Linked DNA regions of Homo sapiens: regions 1 and 2 are each linked to region 3. A link is a loop called in an ENCODE intact Hi-C map of the cell type or tissue named here. Cell type or tissue: thyroid gland. All regions are shown on one strand.

Region 1 (2,500 bases), 280 kb before region 3:
ACTCTCCATTTTACAGAGGAGGAAACTGAGACTCAGAGAGGTGACTTGGCTTGGGTCATGGTGCAAATCCAAAAACCAGTGTGTTCCACCCCTGCCCTATATGGTGCAGATCTGGAGAATACGGGTCACGTGGCCCTTGATCCAGGTCTTTCCAGGTGAGAAAAGAAGGTGCCTCCTCTGCAGAGGTTGCCCAGACATCTGGGTTCCCTCCCTTCCTCCTCCTTCCCTAATCCTCCAAAGGCCTCCATCCTCCGTGGTCTCCATTGCCCACTCCCAGCTCAGTCCTGGCAGGTTAGAATCCTCTATGTGCTACGTTCTTCTGCCCCTCCTCTCAGGAAAGCTCTGCCCTGGTGACCCATAGCTCAGAGAATGTGAGTCCCTGGGAGAGGAGTTTGAATCTCCAAAAATCTCTGGGTTTTATCTATTTTATTTTATTTATTTTTGAGACAGAGTCTCTGTCACCCAGGCTGGAGTGCAGTGGTGCAACCTTGGCTCACTGCAACCTCCACCGCCTGGGTTCAAGCAATTCTCCTGCCTCAGCCTCCCGAGTAGCTTGGACTACAGGCACCCACCACCACGCCTGGCTTATTTTTGTATTTTTAGTAGAGACAGGGCTTTACCATGTTGGTCAGACCGGTCTCGAACTCCTGACCTCAGGTCATCCACCCACCTTGGCCTTCCAAAGTCGGGTTTTATCTAGAGCTGGAGGATACTCTGATCCCAGGACTCACACCCCACCCACTCGATGTAGACAGGGCCAGAGGGGACACAAATGCAGCCCAGAGCCTCAGCGCCCTCTGGAGCACAAGGGTCTCCCAGCCGGGCCCCAGACTCGATGTCCAGAGCACACTGTGGTGGCTGCCGGAGGCCTTCTGGGGGCAGGGGAGGAAGGACGGCTGTTTCTGGGGATGGAGGCAGTGGCGCAAGATCCCAGTCCTGTGGAGACCTGGGTGGGTGGGAGGCGCTCTGGCCAGCAGGGGTCAGCAGAGGCCCATTGTTCTCCTGCTCGTCCTGCACCCAGAGACGACTGCGAGGCCTCAATCCAGAGCCCCAGGTGCAGTATTTTGAAATTTAAAAAGAAAAAAAAAATCGTCTCCTGGTAATACATACGCATGATAACAAAAAAGTGGCCCAGAAAAGCTAATGCTGAAAACATACAGCAATGACCCTCCCACCCAAGCCTTTTTAAAGGCTTTTAAAAACAAAAACAAAACACTTAATATCTCTTTGTTGTGGGAGGCAGGCTGATTGCTTGACCCCAGGAGTTCAAGACCAGCCCGAGCAACATGATGAGACCCCCCCCTCAATCTCTCAAAAAGAAAGAAGAAAAGGTAGTTTCATGTTAATTTCAACATGCATTGGGAAATATCTGTATATATTTATATAACAAGTTCTTCAATTGCTTAGAATAAAGCTATTTCATTTTTAAATTATAAAATGGAGTTGAAAAATAGTAAATAATGTACTATACCCCTGGGGAAACCAAATATGGCAAAACTAATGAAGGTGGTAAAGAAATTGATTGGAAAATAGTGGTCTTGATTTTTTTTTTTTTTTTTTTTAAGAGATGGAGTCTCACTCTGTTGCCCAGGCTGGAGTGCAGTGGCGTGATCTTGGCTCACTGCAACTTCCGCCTCCCGGCTTCTAGCAATTCTCCTGCCTCAGCCTCCTGAGTAGCTGGGATTACAGGTGCACAGCACCACGCCAGCTAATTTTTTGTATTTTAGTAGAGATGGGGTTTCACTGTGTTGCCCAGGCTGGTCTCGAACTCCTGAGCTCAGGCAGTCAACCTGCCTCAGCTTCCCAAAGTGCTAGGCATGAGCCACCACACCCAGCCAATTCTTGAAGTTGAAAACCAGTGAGGGCAGCAATCACTTCGATGACAGTAGAGGCTGGTGCAGAGGCATTTGGCCTTACACGCATAGCAGGCACAAACTTCCTCAATCGACAAACTCAGGTGGGCAAAACTGCAGTTTTATTTTCTGTAACTCAATGGAAAAAAAATTTTTTTTACAGCTCTCCACCCTTCCTCCTAATGGCAGGACATTTAATCTGTTGGTTTTGAGAGACAGGACCAGCTGGATTTCCTAGGCCGACTGAGAATCCCTAAGCCTAGCTGGGAAGATGGCCACATCCACCTTTAAACACGGGGCTTGCAACTTAGCTCATACCTGACCAATCAGGTAATAAAGAGAGCTCATTAAAATGCTAATTAGGCAAAAACAGGAGGTAAAGAAATAGCCAATCATCTATTGCCTGAGAGCACAGCAGGAGGAACGACAATCGGGATATAAACCCAGGCATTCCAGCTGGCAACTGGCTACCCACTTTGGGTCTCCTCCCTTTGTATGGGAGCTCTGTTTTCACTCTACTAAATCTTGCAACTGGTGGGGCACGGTGGCTTACGCCTGTAATCCCAGCACTTTGGGAGCCTGAGGCGGGCAGATCACGAGGTCAGGAGATCGAGACCATCCTGGCTGACATGGTGAAACCCAGTCAC
Region 2 (2,500 bases), 240 kb before region 3:
CTCCCAAGTAGCTGGGAATACAGGCACACAACACCATGCCCTGCTAATTTTTTTTTTTTTTAGAGATAGGGTCTCACTATGTTGCCCAGGCTGGTCTTGAACTCCTGGGCTCAAGTGATACCCCGCCTCAGTCTCCTCACATGTTTACAGGTGCGAGCCACTGCACCAGGCCACTTTGTTCCTTTTCAGAGCTGAATAGCATTCTACTCTCTGACCACATTTTGTTTTTCATTTACCAGTCAGTGGACATTTGGGTTGTTTCAATTTTTTGACTCATAAACAATGCTGTGAAGAACATCTGTGTGTAAGTCTTCGTGGGGACATGTGTTTTTATTTCTCTTGGGTAGATACCTAAGAGTGGAGTTGTTGGGTCGTACTGTAGTTTTATGTTTAACTCTTTAAGAAACTGCTAACCTGTTTTCCCACATGGCTGTCCCATCTCATTCCCACCAGCACTGTATGAGGGCTTCTGTGTCCCCATGTCCTCATCAACCCCTCACATTTGCAGGTGATGAAGATGCAGCTGAGAGAATGGTTTGTTAGGTCAAACAGCACACAGAGGCAGAATTGAGGTTTTTGAACCCAGGTGTACCTGACTTTCTGGTCTGGGCATGGACTTTAGCAAAATGCAACAGTTAGAGGCTCTGAAGAGGCAGATCAGCGGGGTCCACCAGGCTAGCATCCCGGGATATGGGGCAAGGCTTGGAGAGGTCTGAGGAGTGATTGGACGGGGCCTAGTGGCCCTTGACTCACGCCACTACCTGAAGGCTCAGGGCTCCCTCATGGCCAGTGGCATGGGCATCCATCCCAGAAGGTCTTAACCTCTGCCATACAGAGGTGCCAAGCACCTCTCTGGCACCCTCCCCTGTCCCGCCTGCATTTCCTGCAGGCTGCCATGTATCCCGTTTGGGTCTGGATATGTCCTTGTCATCCCTACTTCCGGCCCTCCACAGGAGGAGGAATGGGCTCTCCTGTCCCAGCCCCCAGATCTTTACCTCTTTCTGCCAACCTGAGTCTGCATGCAACCTAAGAGTGTCAAAGAGGAGGAACAAGCTCATCTAGTTCATTTGTCTGCCTCAGGGAAGGACCGGTGACAGGAGAATAGGCGAGGTGGGTCTGGCCAGCAGGTGGCAGGGCAGCCCCACCTGTCCTGGCCAGCCCTCATCCCTTCCCACCATCATCATGGAACCACCACCCTTGCCCCAAGGAAAGGACGTCTCACGGGACCAAAGGGTCCAGACCACCCATCCAAGCTTCCTTTGCAAATTTGGAAAAAAGAGGAAGAAGGAAAATGTGCATTTATGGAGCACCAGCCATAGGTCAAAGCTTCTTCATATACACCCTTTCTCTTGATCCTCATGTCCACCCTGAGAACTGAGTCCTCATCTTTCCCCTGAAATTGACTCAGTGGTTCAGTGGCTTGTCCAAGTCTTGCATACTAAGTGGTAGACCTCTGTTCCCACCCACCATACACAGAGTAAGCCTCTGACTCTTAAAGGCAGGGTGGCACCCCAGACAATGTCCTAAGTGTGAGCTGTGGAATCAGGTACACCTGAGTTCAAATCCTGACCCTGCACTTCCTTGATGTGTGATCTTCGATAAATGACTGAACCTCTCTGAGCTGCAGCTGCCCCGTCTGTGCAGTGGAGCTCTCCAAACCCATGCTGTGAAGACTAAATGAGACACCTCATTTGTAGGAGGAGAATGAGCAAAGACTGTTGTTATTTTCTGAGACTGGGAGACTTCAGGCTGGAGAGCAGGGCTGATGGTTTTCAGTCTCCTCCAGACCCTCGGGAGGGTCGTTCTCTTTGGTGCTTTGACCTTCTGTCTAGCTGGATCTGTCCCCAACCTGTTCACAGGAGGGCAGGGAAAGACAGATACCCTGAAGGCACCTGGAGATCTGACAGTTCCACTGCCCAACCTTGGGAGGCAAATTCCAATTGGGATAAAAGAAGGAACAGAGTGTCTAGGACTTCCGTCTGTCCTCCAGTTATTTCCTCTCCTCTTCCTTGCTGCATCCCTAAACTTTGCTCTTCCTTCAAGGCTGAGTCAGACCTCCTCCTCTAGGCGGTCTCCCAGCCTACCCCAGTCTACCCCAGTCTACCCTGGCCTGCCAGCCTCAAGGCCGAGGACCCAAGGCATTGTCAGCACCAGACGGGCTGCGAGCTCTGCCCAGGGCAGGACAAGTGTCCCCAGGCTGGCATGATCCAAGCTGTGGTCTCCCCCACCCCACAGAGGAGGCGCTGTGGACGACTCGGGCCGATGGGCGGGTGCGCCTGCGCATAGACCCCAGCTGCCCACAGCTTCCCTACACTGTGCATCGGATGTTCTACGAGGCCCTGGATAAGTATGGGGACCTCATCGCTTTGGGCTTCAAGCGCCAGGACAAGTGGGAACACATCTCCTACTCCCAATACTACCTGCTCGCCCGCAGAGCCGCCAAGGGCTTCCTGAAGGTAAGGGGGCCCCTCATGGCAAGGCCTTGCCCCTCCCCAGATGT
Region 3 (2,500 bases):
ATCATTACTTGGATAGCAATGAATCAACTAAAAATGGAAGTGAGAAAAGTTAGAGTCCTTTTTGCAATGGATGGATGTTTATGAGACTATTAAGTGAAGAGGGTTCAGAAACAAGGGGATAAAAGGCATGCTAATTTGGGGTTGAATGGAGTAATGAGATGATCTTGGAAACATAAGAATTGCGCTTAATGGGACTTGTCTACTTGCAATTCAATAAACCAATATACGTAAATTCAAAGAGACAAAGGACATGAGCACTCAGAACAAAACCATAGGAATACGGCCAGGTGCAGTGGCTCAGGCCTGTAATCCCAGCACTTAGGGAGGCTGAGGCGGGCAAATCACCTGAGGTCAGGAGTTTCTGACCAGCCTGGCCAACGGGGTGAAACCCCATCTCTTCTAAAGATACAAAAATCAACCAGGCGTGGTGGTGGACGCCTATAGTACCAGCTACTTGGGAGGCTGAGGCATGAGAATCACTGGAACCAGAAGGCGAAGGTTGCAGTGACCTGATTGTGCCACTGCACTCCAGCCTGGGCAACAGAACGAGACTCCGTCTCAAAACAAACAAACAAACAAACAAATAAAAATTTGCAGGAATAAATGTAGCAAAGAGGCACCAGAGTTGATATAAGGGTCACTGTTCCACATCTGACATCTTTAATTCTTGAGTCATGGAGATGGCAAGCCAAGAACAGAATCTTCTGACTGGAAGCTAAAACCAGCCTTTGGGATGGGTTCAGAGAGACTGTTCAGACTCAAGATGCCAAGGCAGATGTTGCCTGGTCGAAAATATCACGAATGCAACAGCATTTTCAAAAACAGTGGGCCTTGGGGAAAGAAAACGCTGTGTGTTTAAAAAGAAAAAAACAATTAAAAGAATAGAAACAAGGAAGAAAAAGTGATCAGACAGTAGGGTGACCAGAGGTTCTGGTTTGCAAGGTACAGCTAAGGTTATGACTATCCTGGTGCAATTATGATAGTGCCCCCTTTCACTTTCCGAAGTGTCTGGATTTGGATGATAAAGCATATGCTCACCCTACCAAAGAGAGGAAATTAGCCGGACGACCCATGTGTCCATTTTAAACGGTGTGGGCTGATCCACAGCTGCGTGCCGCTGCCCAGCTGAGCGGTGTGCACCACCTCTGCCTCGCCCTACCCCACCCTGCCCGAGTCTCCAGGAAGGCTGGAACAGAACCCTCGGTTCCCGCGCGGCTCTGGTGCCACCTGCAGGTTATATGGGGGAACTGCTTCTCCCCACCCCAACCCTGGACAGACTTGGACTTGGCCAAAAGACAGAGCACGCGAAGCCCCGGCAGGGGAATGGGCTGGACCCAACAGTGAAGTTCACGTTACAGAATCAGAAGGGCCCAGCTTAAACCAACAAAGCCCAGCTCCTCCTCTTCCTACCCACTCCTGTCCTGTCTCATTTTGTAGAAGGGAAACTGAAGCCTAATTCAGATTTTTCATTGGTAGGATTGTGAAGCATACAGCTGGAGCCTCCCAGGTGCCATTCCCCACATCTCTGTCTTTCCCCTAATACGTTAGGATAGTGGGGAAGCAAGCGAGCTTAAGCTTACTAAGCTCCTACTGTGTACTGGCCAGAGTGGGCACTTTTCTCTCCAGCCTTGCAATTGATGGGAAATAGGTGATTACACAGCTAGGATACAGGATTAGAGTGGGCTAGCGATGTGCTTACAGTCTCTCAGCTGAAACTGGAACCCAGTGTGAATATGTCAGTCTAAATGGAGAGCTCTATGCATGTTCCTCTCTATTCCCTTTGTTACCAATACCAATTCCCAAGGCAGAGCCCCAGGAGGGCTGGCCTGAAGGACCTGGAGGTTAATAGAAAACAGCTCAAGAGTGGTGTACACGTCACTGGACTTTGGATTTCCCCTGCTGTGTTGGAGCCTGTGATTGCTTCCGGCAGTAAACTGAGGACACTGTAGGGTTCACCTTCTTTTAGGGATCATAGTTCTGCTCGACCTGTTCTCCAATGTCCGAAAACTATTGTTTTATATATGTTGTTCCATTTTTCTAGTTGTTCAAGGTGGGAGGCAAATCTGGTCCCTGTTATCAATCATGGCCACATGTAGAGGTTGCAGGATGTTGTTTATATATCTTTTTTTTTTTTTTGAGACAGGATCTCACTCTGTCACCCCAAGTGGCACCATCTCAGCTCACTGCCACCTACACTTCGTGGCCTCAAGTGATCCTCCCACCTCAGCCTCCCAAAGTGCTGGGATTACAGGTGTGAGCCACTGCGCCCAGCCTAAAATTGTATCTTTCTTATTATCAGTGAAGTTAAACATTTTTTCCTGTGTGTCAGTGGCATTTGCATTTTTCTTTGAACTTTCATATATTTTTTCAATTTTTCTTAGAATTGTTGGTCTTTGTCTTCTCTACTTTTAGAATAGAATGAATATGATATTAATCATACTTCGAATTGTGGCCATGATGGAGTACCTGAATTGATGATGGTCTCCCAGCATAAACAACT

What was found. Hi-C counts contacts between places; a loop is a spot of excess contacts. Peaks named below come from ENCODE experiments on the same cell type or tissue, not always from the same donor. Only the 100,000 strongest peaks of a DNase experiment are listed, where the experiment ranks them.
Region 1: a loop joins it to region 3, with 5 times the contacts of the local background. A loop is called at or near these places in 76 of 110 quality-filtered maps.
Region 2: it touches region 3 in a loop (5-fold over the local background); 25 of 110 quality-filtered maps call a loop at or near these places.

Annotation. Positions count from the first base shown.
Region 1 is chr15:78,239,594-78,242,093 of GRCh38, reverse strand. No RefSeq gene overlaps it. Among named protein-coding and RNA genes, the nearest start is that of ACSBG1, 6.3 kb to the right of the region's middle. In thyroid gland, CTCF peaks have their summits at 782 (motif pointing left) and 982 (motif pointing right); a DNase peak (open chromatin) is centred at 973.
Region 2 is chr15:78,194,462-78,196,961 of GRCh38, reverse strand. It overlaps ACSBG1 (acyl-CoA synthetase bubblegum family member 1), which reads left to right. Exons shown (of 14, transcript NM_015162.5): 3 at 2,236-2,456. Among named protein-coding and RNA genes, the nearest start is that of ACSBG1, 39 kb to the left of the region's middle. RefSeq lists a silencer at 1,010-1,069 and an enhancer at 1,230-1,279. In thyroid gland, a CTCF peak has its summit at 1,126 (motif pointing right); a DNase peak (open chromatin) is centred at 1,131.
Region 3 is chr15:77,958,289-77,960,788 of GRCh38, reverse strand. No RefSeq gene overlaps it. Among named protein-coding and RNA genes, the nearest start is that of TBC1D2B, 120 kb to the left of the region's middle. RefSeq lists an enhancer at 1-429 and a silencer at 1,088-1,382. In thyroid gland, no CTCF peak of the experiment used is centred here; a DNase peak (open chromatin) is centred at 1,208.